3 separate regions of the Homo sapiens genome follow, and all the other regions are linked to region 1. A link is a loop called in an ENCODE intact Hi-C map of the cell type or tissue named here. Cell type or tissue: PC-3. All regions are shown on one strand.

Region 1 (4,000 bases):
TGGCAAAACCCTGTCTCTACTAAAAATACAAAAATTAGCCAGGTGATGGTATGTGCCTATAATCTCAGCACTTTAGGAGGCCGAGGAGGGCGGATCACTTGAGGTCAGAAGTTCGAGACCAACCTGGCCAACTTGGTGAAACCCCATCTCTAGCAAAAAGTACAAAAACTTAGCCGTGTGTGGTGGCACATGCCTGTAGTCCCAGCTACTTGGGAGGCTGAGGTGGGAGAATCACTTGAACCCAGGAGGCGGAGGTTGCAGTGAGGCAAGATCATGCCACTGCACTCCGGCCTGGGTGACAGACTGAGACCCTGTCTCAAAAATAAATAAATAAGTAAATAAAAATAAAAACATTTCTTTTTCTCTTATATTCTTTCAAAGTAACCGTTTAAAATAAAAATAGTGATAACATGCAGAAGTGAAATGTATGAAAACTAGCACAAAAGATGAAGAGGAGGTAAACAGAAGTATTCTGTTGACTGGCTCTTGAGTTTTATGTAAAGTAGCATATTTATTTAAGGTAGGCTGTAACAAATTAGGGATAAAAACCTTAATTTCTGAGTTTCTTTCTGCAATATTACACAGTACCCACTAGCCACATGGGGCTATTTAAATTTCAATTAATAAAATAAAATAAGACTTTAGTTCCTCAGTAGCACTATCCACATTTCAAGTGCTCAGTACCTACATGTGGTTAGCGGTCACTGTATTGGAGAATGCAGAAATACAACCAACTCTAAAATGATCTCCAAATTCCTTTGTCTTTAAGGCAAACTGAAAGAAATCAAGAAGTATTCACTTGGGGTTTAATTTAGGTAAAACATTCCCTTTCTCTGGGCCTCAGTTTCCTTAAATGTAAAATGAGACTCTTAGACTAGATGATCTTTAGTGCCACTTGGCTTTAAAATATTAGAACTTGGGCCGGGCATGGTGGCTCACGCCTGTAATCCCAGCACTTTGGGAGGCCGAGGAGGGCGGATCACAAGGTCAAGAGATCGAGATCATCCTGGCCAACAGGGTGAAACCCCTCTCTACTAGAAACACAAAAATTAGCTGGGCATGGTGGCGTGCGCCTGTAGTTCCAGCTACTCAGGAGGCTGAGGCAGGAGAATCGCTTGAACCTGGGAGGCAGAGGTTGCAGTGTGCCGAGATCATGCCACCGCACTCCAACCTGGGTGACAGAGCGAGACTCTGTCTCAAAAACAACAACAACAACAACAAATTAGAATTCAGTGACTCCAGAGAGCATATAAGAAAACTAGAGCACGGGGCCAAATAAGGCCCACAGATGTATTCCCATCCTGCCCCCAGAATAACGTTTTAAAAAACCCAAAACAATAGAAATTTAAATGCTTTTAAGCAGATCATATTGTTTCCATTTTGCCTAAGTCCCCAACATTAGACTGCTTCATACAGTAGCCTCCTTGGCCTCTGAGGACATTAGCATTTACTATGTACCATAAAATATTTACAGGCACTTGATGACATTATTTTAAAAAATTATACATTCATCTCAACTGAAGGTAAACTTAACATATTCTTAAAGAAATATAGCTAAAGACCATGCAGGGCCTATGCACGCGCGTGCGCGTGTGTGTGTGTGTGTCTGCGTGCGTGTATGTTTGTGTTTAAGCAATTATGTTTTAACACTACCTTCTCAGTAGCTGAGTATGTATTCTATTTTGCTTTAAGATGATCAAATCTATCATTAAGCAATTAAAAAAATCATCAGTGCTACTTTCATCAAAGTCATAGTAGCAGAACCTCCCCTTAGTTACCTGGTTTGCTGCAGATAATTAACAAACACTATTCCCAGAGCCCTCAGACATCAGTCAATGAAGCTGTGCTACCAGTAACGATGCTCTGGAATGAGCAGGTACTATGTAAATTGAGGTTGTTAAACAAAAGGAACCATGTTAATTACAGCTCCATTCAAAAATGAGAATGAATCCATTCTATCCTATAAAATGAGACTTGAGCAGCAGGAAGGACATCCCTTTTTCACAATTCAATAAAGCCTGTAAAAAGCCAGGAGATGAAGCAGCAGAAAACCTGAATGGGCAAAACTGTCAAAACACATTCCAAAGGCTCACTTGTGGAATTTACCAAACACGTATTTACTTAACAGACAAGGGAGACGTGTTCAGCGTCATCCAGCTCTCCAGGGTGAATGAATTACTCATTCTAAAAAAACAAAAAGTGCTTAAAGAATTGAGAGGTGATTAGAAAGTAATTAGAAAGGCTTCTTAGAAATCATTCTGAGCCGAGTTAATCACTATTTGTACTCTTTGTGAACTCTGCACACATTGCTATCACTAAATGTATAGCATTTTAATTACATGTTTGAGAAGTCACTATTGGGTGGACCACAGGACTTACGTGGCTAGCAAACATCTTTTGCTTTTATGAAAGACTATTCTAAGCATTTTTGAACCAGTTGGCAATCACAGGAAAAATTTGTTTAAACAGGAGGTTTCATATAAAATGATAAACTTCTAGTTTCTTTTGAAATTTGGAATATCTGGCAACAGTGAGTCCCCATTCCCACTTGGTAAACACAGGCTGGAACTGAGTTATAGCTTCTTTCTTTAGAACAGCCAGGTACTATCCAGTTTGCCACCTCCCCACTGGCCTGTTTCACTCATTTCTGTTCCCTGCTTGGCTGCCGTAGGATTAGATGTTTGTGACTCTTTGCTTATATATTCTTCTCTAATAGACTGTAAATGACTTTAAAGATGAGGCCATGTCTCATTCCTCTCAGTATATGCCGCATTTTAAGAGGCAGTACAGGACATATGCAGGTGCTCAGGAAATTTTTGTTCACTGGAACCATTCAACTTAAAAATATGGTCAAGTCCTTTATAAATTTGTAACAATAGAATCAAAGATTTTTAGAACAAATGTGGGCTGTAAAAGTAATGGCACAAATGAGCTGGGTGTGGTAGCTCATGCTTGTAATACCGGTGCTTTGGGAGGCTCAGCTGGGAGGATCACTTGAGGCCAGGAGTTTGAGACCATCCTGAGCAACATAGTGAGATCACCATCTCTTAAAAAAGTAAAAATTAGCTGGGCGTGGTGGGGCATGCCTGTGGTATCAGCTTCTTGGGAGGCTAAGGCGGGAAGATCACTTGAGGTTAGGAGATTGAGGCTGCAGTGAGCTATGACTGTGCCACTGCACTCCAGCCTGGGTGACAGAGTGAGACCCTGTCTCTGGGAAAAATAAATAAATAAAGTAATAGAACAAATGAGCAAACTAGAATGCAGGAAGTTGGGAGGTGGAGATCTCCAAGATCACCCAGATCATGTTGCTCATTACCCACAGAGCTGCAACCATGATCCTAAGTCTCCCAACTCCTAGGCCTTTGATCTTTGCATTAACAACAACAAAAACGAATTAAAAAGAAAACAAACATGCATTACAATGTGGAGGACAAGGCATCCTAATACTACACATCTTTTTGTTGTTCTGTTTTAAGGCATATATATACACACACAAACACACACACACACACAATATAGTGTTCTTTGATATATAAAAGTTTTTAACTTTCATAAAGTCTAATCTGTTTTCTTCTTCTGTTGCTTTGTGCTTTGGTGTCATACCTAAGTATCCATTGCCAACTTCATGCCAATGAAGATTTGTCCCTGTATTTTCTTCTAAGAGTTTTATAGTTTTAGTTCTTAGACTTGGGTCTTCGATCCATTTTGATTTAATTTTTGTATATTATATATGTGTGAGGTAGGGGATGGCAAGGAGTAATTTTTGATTCATACAAAATATTTAGAACTCATCTGGAAGAAGTTACTGCCTTCTTATACCTCTTATATTAAAAAAAATCTAATTTGTACCCCAACTCAAAGCCTGGACAAATGTTTACACTGACTCATAAATTTAAAATGTTATGTTTTATATAGTATTTTTATATATCTTGACTCTTCTGAGCACACAGAAAGAAAGAAGATACCTGGGTTAAAATAGGAGAAGAAAGTATAGATATAC
Region 2 (4,000 bases), 300 kb before region 1:
GCACGAAGGAATCTAGTTATCTTCTCAGTAAATATTTATAGCGTCACTCTTTCCCATTCATTCTGCATTTTCTTAGAGAATCTCACTGTAGCCTACATCTGCAATTCATTGACTTTACAATTTACCACATGTTGGGATGGGAGAGGTCTTAGCTCCATTTGAATCACTACACAAATATGCAAGTGATTTATCGGTTTCAAGCTGAAGACTGCAAGAGAGGGACTCCACTTTTCCTGAACATTACTTCTTCTGGCAGACCATGAACAATTACAGTGCGTACTAATTAAGCTCTGTAAATGTGCTGTGCCCTGCTAATGCCTACCAGGCCTCAAATTTATTTTCATGATGCCAAACTTTAGGGAGCAATTTTAACTCCTTCAGGGCTGATGCCACTCCTGGCCATTCCTTCCTCCGTAGACCGACCTGGTTGGGGCTACTGCATGACAAAAAGAATAAAATATAACAGGTCGAATTACTAGCCCGAAATCAGATGTGCCTAAGGAGAAAAAACCTATCTTGGGAAAAGCAAAGAACACCTCGGCTGATAACCCGTTCAAAGATCCCACAGCCCCTTCTTTGTAATGAGCTGTTTAGGGATTCATATCTATCCCTGAGGGCTAGTAAGTTTCTGCATGCCATTGATTAGAAAAGAAAACCTTTCGGCCTGGGTCTTTAAGTTTGGGTTGGATGGAAGGAAGGATCCAGTCAGAAATGAGAGCCATCATCTCTCCTGGCCTGGCAAACACCTTTGAATCTCACTTCCTCCTTATACCGCGTAGTCAGTTTGTAATACACCAGAACAGCCCACTTTTTCAACATAAATTAAAATCAGCAGGACAACTGGCCTTCTCTCTCACACTCCAGTCTCCACCACAGATAATGCCTCACCCTCAGATGCTTACACAGTAACTGATAGGAAACACATCTGTGGCTAGGTAGAACACCCTGGGTAATGAAGGGATCGCAGCCCATCTTTGCTGAGCAAAGCAATATCCCTTTTTAATAGCCCAGCCCAGGGTACTCCCACGCCCCTCCATAAGGAAACTTCCAATCTCCAATTTCAATTCCCCCAAACCCAAATCTTTGTTCTCTTGTATTATACTTTTCTTATCTTTCTTAGGCATTTATTCTGTCTCCTCTGGCTACTTTTCTGTGCCTCCTCCCGCAGATACCAGTACATTTTTCACAAATAAGCAGCCCTCCCATCCCCAGTGTAAACCTGGATTTTTTTTCCCCTCACCTATTATATTCTTTTAGTCAACTCTCTTCACCTCATCTCACTTTTTTAAAAACTCTCACGTTAACTAGTTTAACTAGTGTACTATGTAATGTGTACATTTTCCCTTCCACTCAGGGGAACATCATATAAATTAAAGAGCCGTCTCCCATACCAGGTTTCTTTAAGTATTCCTGGGGAAAATGCACAATATAGGCAATGTAATCTCAAAAAAAAAAAAAAAAAAAAAAAAAAGGTGGGGGTGTTGGGGGGAATTAAGAAAAGAGAAAGAAAGGAAAAAGGGAGAAAAGAAAAGGGAAAAGATGCAAACACCTAGAGCAACTTTGCTTTTGAAAAAGGCATCTGTGCAGAGCCCCCACTGAATTTCCATTCCTGAAAGTGCTCTTTATAAATGTGTATAACAATAGCCTAGAGGAAACGTACAAGTCAGCTGCCAAAGGAGTGGTGGCGTCTGTCTCAGTAAACTCAAGATTGTAGAGGTGGGGGTCAGCGGAGAAGGGAGGGCAGCATTTGCATTAGGATACCACCACCTCCCCCCATCTCATTGCTTATAATTAGTGAGAGAAATCTGAGCTACTGCCAATGTCTGCGGACCTTGAATATTATAAGGCCAACGTGGCGTCAAATATCTTAACATTCATAAGTGTTATGGGCTGTAAATAAAGCCTGTGGATTTATGACCTGGTGGTGCGCTTGCCAGCAAAAAGACTGGGGCACATTTCTTTCAGCAGACCTGTCGAGGTGCGAGTTTGCCTTTGGTTGTAAAATTAACCATTTCCTTCACAAATGTGCTCAATTATAAGTCAGAGTTGAAGATTTACTTACATAGTTGCCAATATTCACTCCCAGAAGAAACTCAGATGCCCACATCACACACCCCTTTGAAAATAAGACCCTCAAGAATTTGGTTCAGCCTCCTTTTCCAAACTTTAAAATGTGTCACCTCAAAAGAATTATAAATGCAGTCAAAGATATTATCTAATGCCACTCACCAAGACTAAAAAGCTTACACTTACTTCCCTGGAAAGTGCTTATTTATTTGGCAACTCCAGCATTTAAAAAAAAAAAAAAAAAAAAAAAGGTAAATCACTCCTTGCCTGAAATCTCCTCCCTTCCCCCAATATAATGTCATCTACTTCCTGTGCAGGAGAGAGCATTTGCTAAATCCAGGTTGTCTCATACTTAACTGCCAATAAACCAACTTCCACATAACTTCCAGACAGCTGGGGGAAAGGTCCTCGGAGTTTTAGTCATGGTCCAGAAACACGCGTCCACACAAAAATTTGCAGCTGTCCTTTCTCTACAGTGCATTTTTAATGTGATTCAGGGGGGCCTGTTGTGAAACATCTGACAAAATGTAAAATCCTCTTAGATACCTTCTAGTTTACCCACTGCACGTGTGTAAGAGAAGTTGCACCAGGATTTCTCCACCGAGAAATCTAGGCACTTTTTGCACACAGCCAGGGGCACCTCGTGGGATGTAAGGAGGCATTCGAAACCTGGAAAGACTTCTACTGTAATCTTTAAAAGCACAGCCTCTGGTGCAACTATTAAAATGCTAGTTTTCTAAAGCAAATATTTTTTTCAATGGCGTGCAGAACTGCAGCGATCCAGCACGGCAAACAGAACAGCATTCTTGATCTGCAAGCCCCTGGAAACCTTCCGGTAACTTTTTCACAGCTTGCTAAGAAACAGAAAGCTGACCAACTTCCAGCAATGACTCTAAATGAAATCCCTATCAGTAAAATTAAAATCAAGGTGAAGAACTCCTAGCAAGAACGAGGATTGTTTTCCTCAAAAAACTCTTTCTCAATCAGACACAGAGGGCATCAGTCAAAGCTCCTTCCCTTAAACAGTCAAAAGTTTCCAAAAACACGTCTTCCAGATAAGCTCGTTAGGCTCCCAAATGCCTGAGTTTGTTTCTGGGATTTCAGAAAGTTTCAATATCAACAAAGTGGAAAGCGCTGGCATATTTAATTTATAATCATTAAAATATGACTTATTGGGTGAATGTTGAGCCTATAATCCATACTGCAGACATTAAACCCCAACCTATAAAGATTAGCATGGAATTAATACGGTTGCATTGAGATTGAAATCTAAACATGTTCGCCATAAATATTTCTGAAGGAGATGAAAAACAATTAGCATAAATACCAAAGAAGGGTAAGAACACCTGTTCTTTTTCAGGGCGATAAGCATTTTATTGTTCTCTATTTAAAATGTAATGACCTGTGTAATTACAGTAATATTACATTGTTATGTAGGGGCTTGGAATGTCACACTTTGAAAAGTGTTGTCAAAACAATCAGGGGTGAGGTGGGGGGGTGGGAGGACAACTGGGAAGGACCACCATTAACCCTTCACACTCCAAGGTCTAAATCTTTTGTATTAGAAAGGATTATGTTGTTTCAGTGAGGAAAAAACGTCCATTTTTCACAAGCCAGAAAGAGAAGTTGCCCGGCTAAATAAAATCCCAATGAATAGGCCCCTCTCGGTTTCCTTTAAATGCTGGATTCCAAGTTCAAAAATGAATTCAAGATGCAGCTTATTTATCTGTTCAACCTAGTAGCAAAGAGCTCGGTTGAAAAGCAAATAACTTTGGATAAGAGAAGATGCAAGGGCTCGAATAATCAAGTCCTTAAAAAGAAATTTCAAACCTAACTGGAATTTCAACCACCATATTCCTATTTCCACTTTGCCAGGAGGGAAAAAGAAATGTAAAACTACTTTTTCCAATCAACTTTAATAGGTTACAGTATT
Region 3 (4,000 bases), 430 kb before region 1:
CACAGAGAGTGCCTGGGCTTCCTGCTTAGTATACAAAATGAAAAGGATAGCGTTTACAATGACATCTCTTTGCAGTCCAAGGAATGGTGAACAATGAGGGAAATGGGGCCAGAAATGATCCCGGCTTCTCCGCGTCTGTTTTCCTGGTAGCAAGCTCTGCATCTGATAAGTAGAGTGGGACTACGTCATGTTCCCTCTACACTGGGAATATGACCTCACTGAGGCATTAAAAATTCCCAGGGAGGCACTGCAGTGCCCACTGATGCTACCACGGCGGTTGATCAGCAGAGAAAATTTGTCCGCTCATTTAGCCTAAAAGACTTCAACAAAAAAATATTGGCAGATAGACAATGTGGGAAAGGAAAAAATAAAAATAATCTGGCAGTCCCACCTCCCATCCTACCCAGTGAGCATGAACTGGGGTAGAGAGGGGGTGAGGAGGAGTTGAATTTGCCGGCCCACTCACACAGAACAATCCGGGGCTATACATGCGAAGCAATGATGGGTCACATACATCAAGGGGGCATTATGGAATGTCCCAGAATCACTCTCTCTTCACTATTTGCAACTTCCACCCTCTGCCACATGAGATGCAGTTGCACTATTTATAGTGGAACTTTGTTTTTTGGTTTTTTGTTTTTTGTTTTTATTTTTTGAGATGGAGTCTTGCTCTGTCACCCAGGCTGGAATGCAAAGGTGCAATCTCAGCTTACTGCAATCTCTGCCTCCCAGGTTCAAGCGATTCTCCTGTCTCAGCCTCCCGAGTAGCTGGGACCACGTACCCAGCTAATTTTTGTATTTTTTAGTAGAGACAGTGTTTTGCCATGTTGGCCAGGCTGGTCTCAAACTCCTGGCCTCAAGTGATCCACCTGCCTCAGCCTCTCAAAGTGTTGGGATTTCAGGCATGAGCCACAGTGCCCGGCCAACAGCGGAACTTTGGAAACAGTCTGAGTTCATTGGGGCAATAGCTAAGCATATTAAGGGACAGGAGGGATAATCATTAGTACTTTCACAGTTTTTGTGGCATATATAGGAAAGTGTTTCTAGTATAGAGAGATGTAAAATAAACAGAAAACAAGTGCATGTATAGTATGATCCCACCTACGATTTTTAAATCACATTTTTTAAAAGACTGAGAGGAAGTATTTCAAAATATTCACTTTGTCTTGGAGGGGTATTTCTTTGGTTGTCTCATCTGCTTCTTTATATAATCAGGGGTAGGAGATAAATGAAAATGTTTAGTTAGCCGAATGCTTGCTAATCCAAAGTTATAATGTAGAGAGTTCTAAATTAGCAAATACTTCCCTTCTAGTGCACTTCATTGTGTAAACCCAAATTTTCCATACATACCACGTACTGAAAAATACAGTACCCAGGAAATGAAGCAATATCTATATTTGTTTCAAATGACTAACAAGCAAAAATAAAACTTTGACCGTGATGACATGCTTTTTAGAAATCAGACATAAAATAAGCCACATAGGATGTGGTCTAATAAACCCAAGAAAAGTTTCATTTCCTCTCACCAAAATGGCTAACTCCCTGTTTATGTGTCTAGCTTGGCAAATTTAGCGGAAGTCTCTTCTTCCCTGAAATTTCTAGATTGAGAGGTTAATAAGCAAGTAGCAGCAATAATGTGCCCCCTCCTGAAAAAACACACATGCGCGTGCACGCGCACACACACCCCAAAAAATGCAATAAAAACAGGCTCAACACCAGCAAAAGGGTAGGTCAACCACAAAATCAGGACAGAGTGCACCATCTCGCTAATCCCCGGCCACTGATCAGGAAAAGTTTATAGAACCCCTGAAGAGGAAGGAAACAAGGAATCAGGGAAGGCTTTGGACAATGAACTTTTTAAAAGTTTGTTTGCAAGTATTTCCGTGAAAATGGTATTGACTGAGCAATTACAGGAAGAAGAAAAAAGAAAACTCTTTCTTCTTATCTGAATGCGGTTATATGCCATGGGTCACACCCTATTATTGTCACTATTAAACATGTTAATAGCCTCAATGTAATGACTTTGTGTGGCGAGCTTTAAAATGTACATGAATAGCTAACTAGAAAGAAATGACTCATCCCTGCCCAGGTGGATATTGACTTTCTGAGTCACATTTACTCAGCTGGTCTACCAACCTTAATTCCCTAGAGGAAGGGATCTAAAGGGTTCGAATCTGGCTGAATTACATGGAAAGAAAGAGAAGGGACAATGAATTTGAAATGTAGATGGAACAGAAAGTACAATTGTTGAGACTTGTAAGAACTTAGGTATCCTGAAACAAAATTTCCTCCCAACTCCTAAGGCAGCTGAGTGAAGAAAAGGATCAAACACCTTCTCCCTGAACAAGTGGAAGATGGTTGGTATCACAGCTCTGAACCATGGCCAAGAACCATGGCCAAGAACCATGGCCCTTCATTCCCAGCAATTTTTATAGCTCTCACCCTTCAGCTGTGTGATCTTATGGATATTGCTTTCTCTCTCTCTGGCTCAGTTACCTTAATTGCAAAATGGGAATAATCACACCACCTCCCTCATAAGGTTGCTATCAAGGTTTGGAAAAGTTAATATAGGAGGTAGTTACAGTAGTTCGTACAGTAGTTCCTGGATCACAGGAAGCCTGTGTTAAATGTCAAGGGATCTCTGTAGGTACCCAGTGGAGCAGACTGCGGGAATATCCCATGACCACCGCCTGTTTTGCAGATGCAAGAATTGCATCACGGAGCGGGGAAGCACCTTGCCAAAAAAGTGAGTGTTGGACTCAAACTTAGTTCTGACGACCAGTCACAAGAGGTTCCCATCACACTCTGCAGAGCCATTTCTATCACACCCATGCTGTGGGATCCGGATTTTCAGAGATCACCAAAATTCTTACCCTGCCCCCACCAACCCCCCCAGCCGAGGGAGTCTTGGCTCTGTTGCCCAGGCTGGACAGCAGTGGTGCTATCTTGGCTCACTGCAACCTCCGTCCCCCAGATTCAAGCAATTCTCCTGCCTCAGCCTCCCAAGTAGCTGGGATTACAGGCATGTGCCACCACGCCTGGTTAATTTTTGTATTTTTAGTAGAGACGGGGTTTCACCATGTCGAACTCCTGACTTCGTGATCTGCCCACCTCGGCCTTCTGAAGTGCTGGGATTACAGGCATGACCCACCACACCCAGCCACCACCAAAATTCTTGAAGTAGGTACTAGGAATGTTACATGTGAATTTCCATGGAAACCTACATGGAACACATAACTGAGCTACTCCAGCAGCGACTGGCCCATCACACAGACACACCATCAGGTTGTGATTCCTCAAGAATCTTGCCAATTGCCTGCACCAGTCTGAGCCCACCAGCTCTCTCATCAAGCTCCCGCTTTACATACAGCCTGTATGTGAACCTTTATCACTGATGGAGAAATTGAAGCACAGATCAGTCGGGTAACTTGCCCAAGTTGGCACAGCCCATAAGTGGCATCTTTGTACCTCACCTATTCACAGTTTACAGATTTAGATGACATCCTGGAAACGTGGCATTTTGGCACGTCCCTGGGAGATGCTTCTGGGTTCTGAGGACAAGGCTGAGAAATGCTCAGTCACTGGCGCCAGGGATCTAATCAGCTCCTGTAGACCTTGAGTTATAAGGAAGAAACCCAGTCTTTCTGTTTCATTTTCCTCATACTTAAAATGGGTGCCTGGTTCCTTTATCTACCTCCTGCCGCCAACCAAAGATTAATGAGTTACCATGTGCCAGGCTCTGATGGGAGAATAGCTATATTCATATCATCTTATCATAAATAGCCAGAATGAACAGCTATGCTTATTAAAAGCTGAACCAGTGAGAGGCTACTGAAAAAGATCTTCTACCAGGCCATGGCTAATGCAGAGAAAAGGGGGCCTCCCTGCTCTATCAGACCCAGGCCAGTTAAAGGGAATGCTCCTTAAACACACAGACAGCAGCTCCAGGTAATCAAGACATAGGCGTGGCCCAAGAACATGCAAGATCAGAGGCAAGCAT

Evidence for each region. A loop is a pair of places that touch in the nucleus more often than their neighbours do. Peaks named below come from ENCODE experiments on the same cell type or tissue, not always from the same donor. Only the 100,000 strongest peaks of a DNase experiment are listed, where the experiment ranks them.
Region 2: it touches region 1 in a loop (3-fold over the local background); 1 of 110 quality-filtered maps calls a loop at or near these places.
Region 3: it touches region 1 in a loop (2.5-fold over the local background); 1 of 110 quality-filtered maps calls a loop at or near these places.

Annotation. Positions count from the first base shown.
Region 1 is chr10:112,657,317-112,661,316 of GRCh38, reverse strand. The region is part of intron 5 of VTI1A (vesicle transport through interaction with t-SNAREs 1A); the gene reads right to left. Among named protein-coding and RNA genes, the nearest start is that of MIR4295, 25 kb to the right of the region's middle. In PC-3, no CTCF peak of the experiment used is centred here; a DNase peak (open chromatin) is centred at 2,096; H3K4me3 peaks cover 629 bases; H3K27ac peaks cover 2,382 bases.
Region 2 is chr10:112,954,662-112,958,661 of GRCh38, reverse strand. All of the region lies in intron 3 of TCF7L2 (transcription factor 7 like 2), which reads right to left. Among named protein-coding and RNA genes, the nearest start is that of TCF7L2, 6.4 kb to the right of the region's middle. RefSeq lists an enhancer at 528-1,162. In PC-3, no CTCF peak of the experiment used is centred here; DNase peaks (open chromatin) are centred at 141 and 2,451; H3K4me3 peaks cover 3,826 bases; H3K27ac peaks cover 4,000 bases.
Region 3 is chr10:113,091,761-113,095,760 of GRCh38, reverse strand. All of the region lies in intron 5 of TCF7L2 (transcription factor 7 like 2), which reads right to left. Among named protein-coding and RNA genes, the nearest start is that of SNORA87, 48 kb to the right of the region's middle. In PC-3, no CTCF peak of the experiment used is centred here; DNase peaks (open chromatin) are centred at 1,470 and 2,080; H3K4me3 peaks cover 1,103 bases; H3K27ac peaks cover 3,888 bases.